2 separate regions of the Homo sapiens genome follow, and region 1 is linked to region 2. Evidence: read pairs that join two places in POLR2A ChIA-PET (ENCODE). Cell type or tissue: OCI-LY7. All regions are shown on one strand. Region 1 holds the start of RGS19 (regulator of G protein signaling 19). Region 2 overlaps ZGPAT (zinc finger CCCH-type and G-patch domain containing).

Region 1 (4,000 bases), 360 kb before region 2:
ACGTCTGTACCGAGTCATAAAGGATGAGAAGAGTCGGCCAAAGGGACAGGGCGTTCGTGGCAAAGGGGACAGTGTGGCCTTAAGCTTTAGGACATCTTGGGACACACGGGTCAGCAGGGACTCTGCCAGGCCCCACAGGAGACATTCGGCATGACTCCGGATGCAAGAACCCGCACCCCCAGTTCTCCCCAGCCCCGCAGCACAGGAATCTCCCCCTTCCTTGGGAACCCCCCACAGCACAGACAGGCGGCTCTTAACCCAGTTTTACAGACGCGGCTCACGGAGGCGAGGGGTGGGCCGGGCTGGCGTACCCGCCGATCGGTCCTTTGCAGCAGCCTCCTCTTTCCCAAGCTGGGCAAGCAGCATATGGGGCCCAGCTCTCGTGCCTCCACTGTCGTGGAAGTCCCACACGGATGGCAAAGCAGGAACGGCCCCGCCGAGCAGAGTCGGGGGCCACGGCCACACCCCCATCTACTACCGTGCGGCTCCGTCCGCCCGGGAGCCAGGGCTCCACTATGAGCACCTCGACTCTCCGGGCCACCCCCAGGCGACTGTGGGGGCCGACGCGCGGGCGGGGCGGGTGGGGTGCGGAGCCGGCCGAGCGCGGGGCGGGGCGCGGCGGGCGGGGCGGGCCCGGCGACCGCCGGCGCGAGGAAGTCCCGGCCCCTGGCTTTGGGGAAGTGCCGCCGAGGCGCCTGCGCACTGCGCCCCCGCGCCCCCTCCCCGACTGTCGGGCCGGACCTTGGAGCGCGCGGGCCGGCGGCGGCGCGAGTGGCTCGGGAGCGCGGCTGGTGAGTGCGCGCGCGCAGCGCCGGGGACAGCGGCCCTGCCCCTCCCGGCCCGGGCCCGGGGACCGTGCTGGGCGGGAGCTTCGGGAGCCGGCGCACGGGACTCGAACCCCAAGGGCTCCCGCCGCCAGGTCCACGTGGACCCTGGGCCGCAGTGGAAGTGGAGCCCGCCCCCCGCGCGTGGGGGAGGGGGCGCCGCAGCCGGGTTCCCCTTTTTCTGGAGCTCAAAGCCTGGGGAAGTGATTGCTCAAAGGTGGGGGCCGGAAGAACCCAGGTTTCCGCGTCTCCCTCCCCCTCTCAGCCCGGTGAGGAGGGGCCGGGGCGGGACACCCTGTCCGCCCCCGCCCCCACCCCGCTGGATCTGGCAGCCACTCAGCCCTTCGAGCTGTAGGGGAGGCGCTGCGCCCCCGGCCCCAGCCGATCGGGGGCTCCTGGCGCTAGCCTCCCTCCAGAGCGCCGCAGGAGTCCCTCCTGCCGTCTGACTTGAGTCCCTGCTGCTGCAGTGCACGCCCCTTCGGCAGCCAGGGTGGGGCCCAGACCCAACCTGGCCCCTCCTGCCCCCACCCCGCCTTTGGGTCGCTGGTGAGTAGGGAGCTTTGAGGTAGGGGTGGGGGCGTCAGAGGCTGAAGAAAGAGGCACCTGGAGGAGAACACAGGCTTCTCCAGACTGGACCCTAACAGCAGAGAGAGGAGCGTGGTGGGTGGGCCACCACCACCATTTCAGAGGTGGGGAGAGCTGGCCTTCCCTGGAGGGGCCAGGCCAGGGCTCGCCCACCAGCCAGATGTGGAGGGTGGCAGATGGGAAAGGCCCTGGGTAGGAGCTAAGGACTGAGAATGGAGCCCCTCTTCAACCCCCCTCCCAAAGGTTATGACATTTTTTTCTGGGATTGTCACATTTTCTTATTCTTTTTTTGGACTGGGCAGGCTCTGGGACGTTCTTTTTCCTTCTGTGGAGCAAAGCGGCAGCCACTCCCAAGGGATCCTCTATCCCCAGAGAGCAGACGTGCCGCCTATCCAGCCTATCCCATCCCAGACTTGGGGGCCAAAGCCTGGGAGGCTGGGGAAGGGGGTCCCCAATGCCAGGTTGACAAGCAGGAGGACCCTAGTTGAGACTCTGTATCCCCCAGGAGAGACGGGGGGAGGGTAGCCTGGGGACATGGGTTGCCCCAGTTGACCTGAGAAGGGTACAGGAAGCCAGGTCCAGGGACAGGTGACCAGGTCCAGGGCCTGCAACTGGGAAAGAAGGGGCTGGCTCCCTGCTCTGCAGCAAATGCAGCCCCTAGCACCCCGGCCCTGCACCCCTAAACACGTCCCCTCCTCCAGTTCAGAGCTGGGGTGGAGATGGTAGCCCAGGGGGACAGTCTCAGGGGTGCTAGAGTGTGGGGGAGGACCCTGGGTGGGGACAGAGAGGAGGAAGAACTGCTGCCTGGGGAAGCCACAGACAGCCCCGTCTGGGTACAGCTACCAAACCTCAGGTTGCCACGCCCCTTCCTTTCCCTAGAAACTTGACCCCTGAAAGAAAGCCCAGCTGCAGGGCTACTTTCGGTCTCCTCATCTACTTGCTAGGAGCCCGTGGGACCCCCAGTCTCAGAGGAAACTGGGCCGGTGGTGAGGGGCCAAGGTCCCAGGGGATGCTGCACCTGCCCCAGACTTGGGCCAGGGCAGTGGCCTCTGCATGCCCAGGCCTCGGGGGTATTGGGGGCCCTAAGAGTGCAGAACTCCAGCACTGTCTCTTCTGAGGGCCATTCACACACCGTCCCAGGAGGCCAAGAGAAGCCAACCAGCCAGAAACAAGCATTCAAAGGCCACGAGCTAGGGGAGGCGTGGCGGGGGGATGAAGATTGAGAAAATAAAGTAGAATCAAGTTGTGAGCTTCCTGGCCAGGGAGGGTGGCGGCACATGAGGAGGGTGGCGGATGTGCACGGAGGCCCCTCCCTGCCCTGGGCAGAAGTGGGCGCAGGTGTTCACAACTGCCTCCGGGGCACTGATTGGCCCCCCTGTACCATCGCCCAAGGAGACTTGGGATTCGAAGTGGCATCTTAGGTGGCATGAGGGCCACTCACAGCTTTGGCGCTCCTGGTGCACCTCCCCTGCAGACGGTGCAACCAAATGCTGGGAGGGACATGCACCACACCACACCCCCCTCAGGGACTCCGAGGCTTCGACTGGGGAGCAGGGTGCCCCCCACCCCTGCCACCCCCACTTCCCTGGCTGGCGCACCCTGTGGTAGGGCCTTGGTTCCACAGCAGTTTCACAGCCTAGAGGCAGTGGGCAAGGAGGGAGGGAAGTCTTGGGTGGGAGGTAGCAGGACCAAAGAACCATGTTTGGGGGGCATGTCCCTCCTCACCGGGGCCCTGCCCCCCTTCCCACACCCTCAGCAAGTCCAGCCTGAGTCCCACTTAAATCCTCACTGCTGCAGGTCTAGCCTGCTGCCCCTGGCTGAGACCTCTGGGACCCACAGACAGACCTGGACTCTTGGTGGGAAGCCACTCTGCCCACTCCCCACCCCAGACACCCTAGAAGCCAGTCTGGCCACCACCCGCACGCACCAGTTGGTAGCCCCAGACTCTCGGGGCCCCTTTGGGAGGGGCTGGGAGCCGGAAACCAAGAAAGAGGAACCCAGGCTTCCGGCTTCCCAGGGAGTGAGCGGATGGGGGTGTCTCGGAACCTCCAGTGGGGGCCTCATCTGGGGCCCAGCCTGGGAGGAGGGGCCAGAAGCTGCTGCAGCTCCCTCCTCAATGATCCTGGACCCCCTCCCAGCCCTGCTGTAAGCTTGGGGTCGGGGTAGAAGCCCTAGGCAGAGCTGGGTCCAGAGGCAGGAGCAGGCCCCGCTAGGGAGACACCCTCTCAGGACCCCTCCTAAGGGGTAGGCAGGGGCTGGGGTTTCAGGTTCTCAGTCAGAACCTTGGCCCCTCTCCCCAGACCCCCAGGCTGTGGTGAGGGTCTGAGAGCTGGTACCACGGAGCCTGGGCAACCTCCTCCGCCCACCCATGCCCACCCCGCATGAGGCTGAGAAGCAGGTATGCCACCTCCCCCTCTGCCTCTGCTCCCCTGGGGGAGATGGGGTGGGGCAAGCTGAGGGGCCACAAGGAGCTGGGAGATCCCTGAACACCCGGGAGGCCAGAAGGGTCATGTGCCTGGGAACAGGGCTACCCATGGGAAGGTGGGGGAGAGGTGGAGAGTCTGGTGGGTTCTGACCTGAAAGCTGAGGTA
Region 2 (4,000 bases):
CAAATTCACAGGAAAGAAAAAGGGGCAAAAAAAAGAAAGGTAAAATATGGATGATACAAAAAAACAAGTATACTTTTTTTCTCTTTGAATTTCTTTCTTTTTTAAATAGAGATGGAGTCTCGCTATGTTGCCCAGGCTGGTGTTGAACTCCTGGCCTCAAGTGATCCTCCTGCCTTGGCCTCCCAAGGCTTTGGGATTACAGGCATGAACCACAGTGTCCAGATCTTAATTTCTTTTCTTTTCTTTTTTTTTTTTTTTTTAGGCAGAGTCTCGCTCTGTCATCTAGGCTGTAATGCAGTGGTGCGATCTTGCTCACTGCAACCTCCGCTTCCCAGGTTCAAGCGATTCTCTTGCCTCAGCCTCCCGAGTAGCTGGGATTACAGACACCCACCACCACACCCGGCTACTTTTTGTATTTTTAGTAGAGACGGGGTTTCACCATGTTGGCCAGGCTGGTCTTAAACTCCTGACCTCCGGTGATCCACTCACCTCAGCCTCCCAAAGTGCTGGGATTAGAGATAAAAGCCACCATTCCTAGTCCCTTTACTTCTGAGATAAGATCTGCACCCAGGCTGGAGTGCAGTGGCACAATCTCAGCTCACTGCAGCCTTGACTTCCCAGGCTCAAGTGATCCTCCCACCTTAGCTGGGATCCTCCCCCAAATAGCTGGGACTACAGGCGCGTGCCACCATGCCAGACTAATTTTTTGTAATTTTGGTGGAGATGGGTTTCGTCATGTTGCCCAGGCTGGTCTCCAACTCCCTGGCTCAGGCGATCTGCCCACCTCAGCCCCCAAAAGTGCTGGAGTTAAAGGCATAAGCCACTGCCTCCAGGCAACTTCTTTCAAAATACTTTTGAAGCAATAATTATAACGCTGAAGAGCTGAAGTTATAACATACATAAATGTATATATGGCAATAATACATGAAGGAGAAGAGGGGATGGAGCTATGTCAGAGGAGAAGGGAGGATGGAGCTATGTCAGAGGACAAGGGAGGATGGAACTATGTCAGAGGAGAAGGGAGGATGGAGCTATGTCAGAGGAGAAGGGAGGATGGAGCTATGTCAGAGGAGAAGGGAGGATGGAGCTATGTCAGAGGAGAAGGGAGGATGGAGCTATGTCAGAGGAGAAGGGAGGATGGAGCTATGTCAGAGGAGAAGGGAGGATGGAGCTATGCCAGAGGAGAAGGGAGGATGGAGCTGTGTCATAGGAGAAGGGAGGATGGAGCTGTGTCATAGGAGAAGGGAGGATGGAGCTGTGTCATAGGAGAAGGGAGGATGGAGCTGTGTCATAGGAGAAGGGAGGATGGAGCTGTGTCATAGGAGAAGGGAGGATGGAGCTATGCCAGAGGAGAAGGGAGGATGGAGCTGTGTCAGAGGAGAAGGGAGGATGGAGCTATGACACAGGAGAAGGGAGGATGGAGCTATGTCAGAGGAGAAGGGAGGATGGAGCTGTGTCATAGGAGAAGGGAGGATGGAGCTATGTCAGAGGAGAAGGGAGGATGGAGCTGTGTCATAGGAGAAGGGAGGATGGAGCTATGCCAGAGGAGAAGGGAGGACGTCATAGGAGGAGGGAGGATGGAACTATGTCAGAGGAAAAGGGAGGTTGGGACTGTGCTATAGGAAAATGGAGGGGGAACTATGTCATAGTACAACGGAAGTAGATCTATGTTATAGACACGTTGCCATACTTAGGCTCAGTGCAGTCGCTCACACCTGTAATCCCAGCACTTTGGGAGGCCAAGATGGGCGGATCACCTGAGGTCAGCAGTTCGAGACCAGCCTGACCAACATGGTGAAACCTCATCTCTACTAAAAATACAAAATTAGCCGGGTGTGGTGGGGGTGCCTGTAGTCCCAGCTACTCAGGAGGCTGAGGCAGGAGAATGGCGTGAACCTGGGAGGCGGAGGTTGCAGTGAGCCGAGATCACACCATTGCACTCCAGCCTGGGTGACAGAGTGAAACTCCATAAAAAAAAAAATGCTGTACTTTAAGTGTTAAGTTAGTAATAATCTGAAGTACATTGTGGTAAGTTAAAGATGTACATTGTCATCTCTAGAGCAACCACTAAGAAAATAACTTAAAACAGCATAGCTAAAAATTCAGCAACAGAGCTGGATATCACCAAAATGATGGAGTTGGCAGCTCCAAAGATCCGTCTCTCCAGCAAAGCAACTATTCTGCTGTCAAAACTGTCACAATAAACTTTTTTCTATTCAGCTGTCAAAACTGTCACAATAAACTTTTTTCTATTAAACTGTCAAAACCTCCCAATAAACTTTTCTGTAACTCTGGTGTCTACGAACCAGATGACTGCTCAATGAAGTAAGACCCTGCTAAATTTCAGGAGGACAGCTGGGCTATTTCTGCTCAGCCACTACTACCAGCTCACATGTAGCCATGGGGAAGGCAACCTGTATTTCTGATGTGGCTTGCTGGTGTCAGAAGGGATGATACAGACCTTTTCTCAAGGAATCCTGCTTATGCATTTGGATCTTTCTAGTGTCTCCCTGAAGGGCTTGCCTTTGTTTCACCCCCTCGAACTCTCTCAGGGCTGGGGCAGCCTCCAGGGTCGTGCTGTTGATGGCATTTTTTTTTTTTTTTTTTCCCCGAGATGGAGTCTCACTCTGTCGCCCAGGCTGGAGTGCAATGGCACGATCTCAGCTCACTGCAACCTCCGCCTCCCAGGCTCAAGCAATTCTCCTGCTTCAGCCTCCCGAGTAGCTGAGATTACAGGCACCCACCACGCCCAGCTAATTTTTGTATTTTTACTAGAGACGGGGCTTCACCATGTTGGCCAGGCTGGTCTCGAACTCCTGACCTCAAGCAATTCACCCGCCTCGGCCTCCCAAAGTGCTGGGATAACAGGTATGAGCCACCGCGCCTGGCCTGAAGGCATTTACAGGTAGATACTACCTGAAGTTGTGGGGGAGGGACAACAACAGATGGGCAAAGAGCTGACAGAAAAGCCTAGGAAGGAAGAGGCTGGGAAAAGAGCTACATGAAGGTCTAAGGGCTTTGGAAAGCTCCTGTTCATGCTTGGAAATCCAGAAGGCCATGCACACAGCTGGGGCTAGACAGGGGCTCAGAAACACCTGAGGAGGCCCTCAACTTTCACCTCTGGTTCATCCTTAGGCTCCATGGGAGCAAGAAGTAAAGGCTGAGGAAAAGCCGTGAACAGCCTGGCGGACACTGAAGGACTTGCCCCAGTACAGAGGCAACCTGGAAAGGATGGAAGACACTCTTTATCCTTTTTTTTTTTTTTTTTATTTGAGACAGAGTCTCGCTCTGTTGCCCAGGCTGGAGTGCAATGGCGCAATCTCAGCTCACTGCAACCTCCGCCCCCTGGGTTGAAGCGATTCTCCTGCCTCAGTCTTCCCAGTAGCTGGGACTACAGGCAGGTGCCACCATGCCCGGTTAATTTTTGTATTTTTAGTAGAGACAGGGTTTCACCATACTGGCCAGGCTGATCTTAAACTCCTGACCTCAAGTGATCCACCCGCCTCCACTTCCCAAAGTCCTAGCATTACAGGCGTGAGCCACTGCGCCCGGCCTCTTTATCCTTTTTGCCACTAGATATTTAAAGAAATCTCTTTCAAAGCACAAGCTAACCACTAACCTAAAAGAACAGAAACAAGCACCCCTGACAGAATATAATCTTTATTTAAAAAGGTCAGGAAAGTAACTAAACAAACGAGAAACGACAATCCACAACAAACAGCAACAATGAACCCTGCAGAGGGCGGAGGATCTGATTTTCAAAGTAACCACATTATCATCTTCAAATTGTGCAGGTTTCAACAAAAAATTACAAGGCATGCAAAGAAACAAGAAAGTGTGGCCCATTCACCGGAAATAAAGAAATTAACAGGCCGGGTGCGGTGGCTCACACCTGTAATCTCAACACCTTGGGAGGCCAAGGTGGGATGACTGCTTGAGCCCAGGAGTTCAAGACCAGTCAGAGAAATGTAGCAAGACCCTGTGTCTAAAACAGTAACAA

The links. ChIA-PET counts read pairs that join two places held together with the same protein. Peaks named below come from ENCODE experiments on the same cell type or tissue, not always from the same donor. Only the 100,000 strongest peaks of a DNase experiment are listed, where the experiment ranks them.
Region 1: POLR2A ChIA-PET joins it to region 2 with 8 read pairs; 3 of 35 experiments call an interaction of 5 or more read pairs at or near these places.

What each region holds. Positions count from the first base shown.
Region 1 is chr20:64,076,664-64,080,663 of GRCh38, reverse strand. It overlaps RGS19 (regulator of G protein signaling 19), which reads left to right and starts at 1,146. Exons shown (of 6, transcript NM_005873.3): 1 at 1,146-1,370; 2 at 3,710-3,807. The coding sequence starts at 3,778. OPRL1 (opioid related nociceptin receptor 1) reads right to left here and starts at 582. Exons shown (of 5, transcript NM_182647.4): 1 at 312-582. MIR6813 (microRNA 6813) reads left to right here and starts at 3,654; the gene lies at 3,654-3,709. RefSeq lists silencers at 1-171, 565-1,244. In OCI-LY7, CTCF peaks have their summits at 1,228, 2,933 and 3,135; DNase peaks (open chromatin) are centred at 733, 1,003, 2,333, 2,493 and 1 weaker place; H3K4me3 peaks cover 3,838 bases; H3K27ac peaks cover 3,772 bases.
Region 2 is chr20:63,720,624-63,724,623 of GRCh38, reverse strand. All of the region lies in intron 2 of ZGPAT (zinc finger CCCH-type and G-patch domain containing), which reads right to left. Among named protein-coding and RNA genes, the nearest start is that of LIME1, 14 kb to the left of the region's middle. In OCI-LY7, no CTCF peak of the experiment used is centred here; no DNase peak of the experiment used is centred here.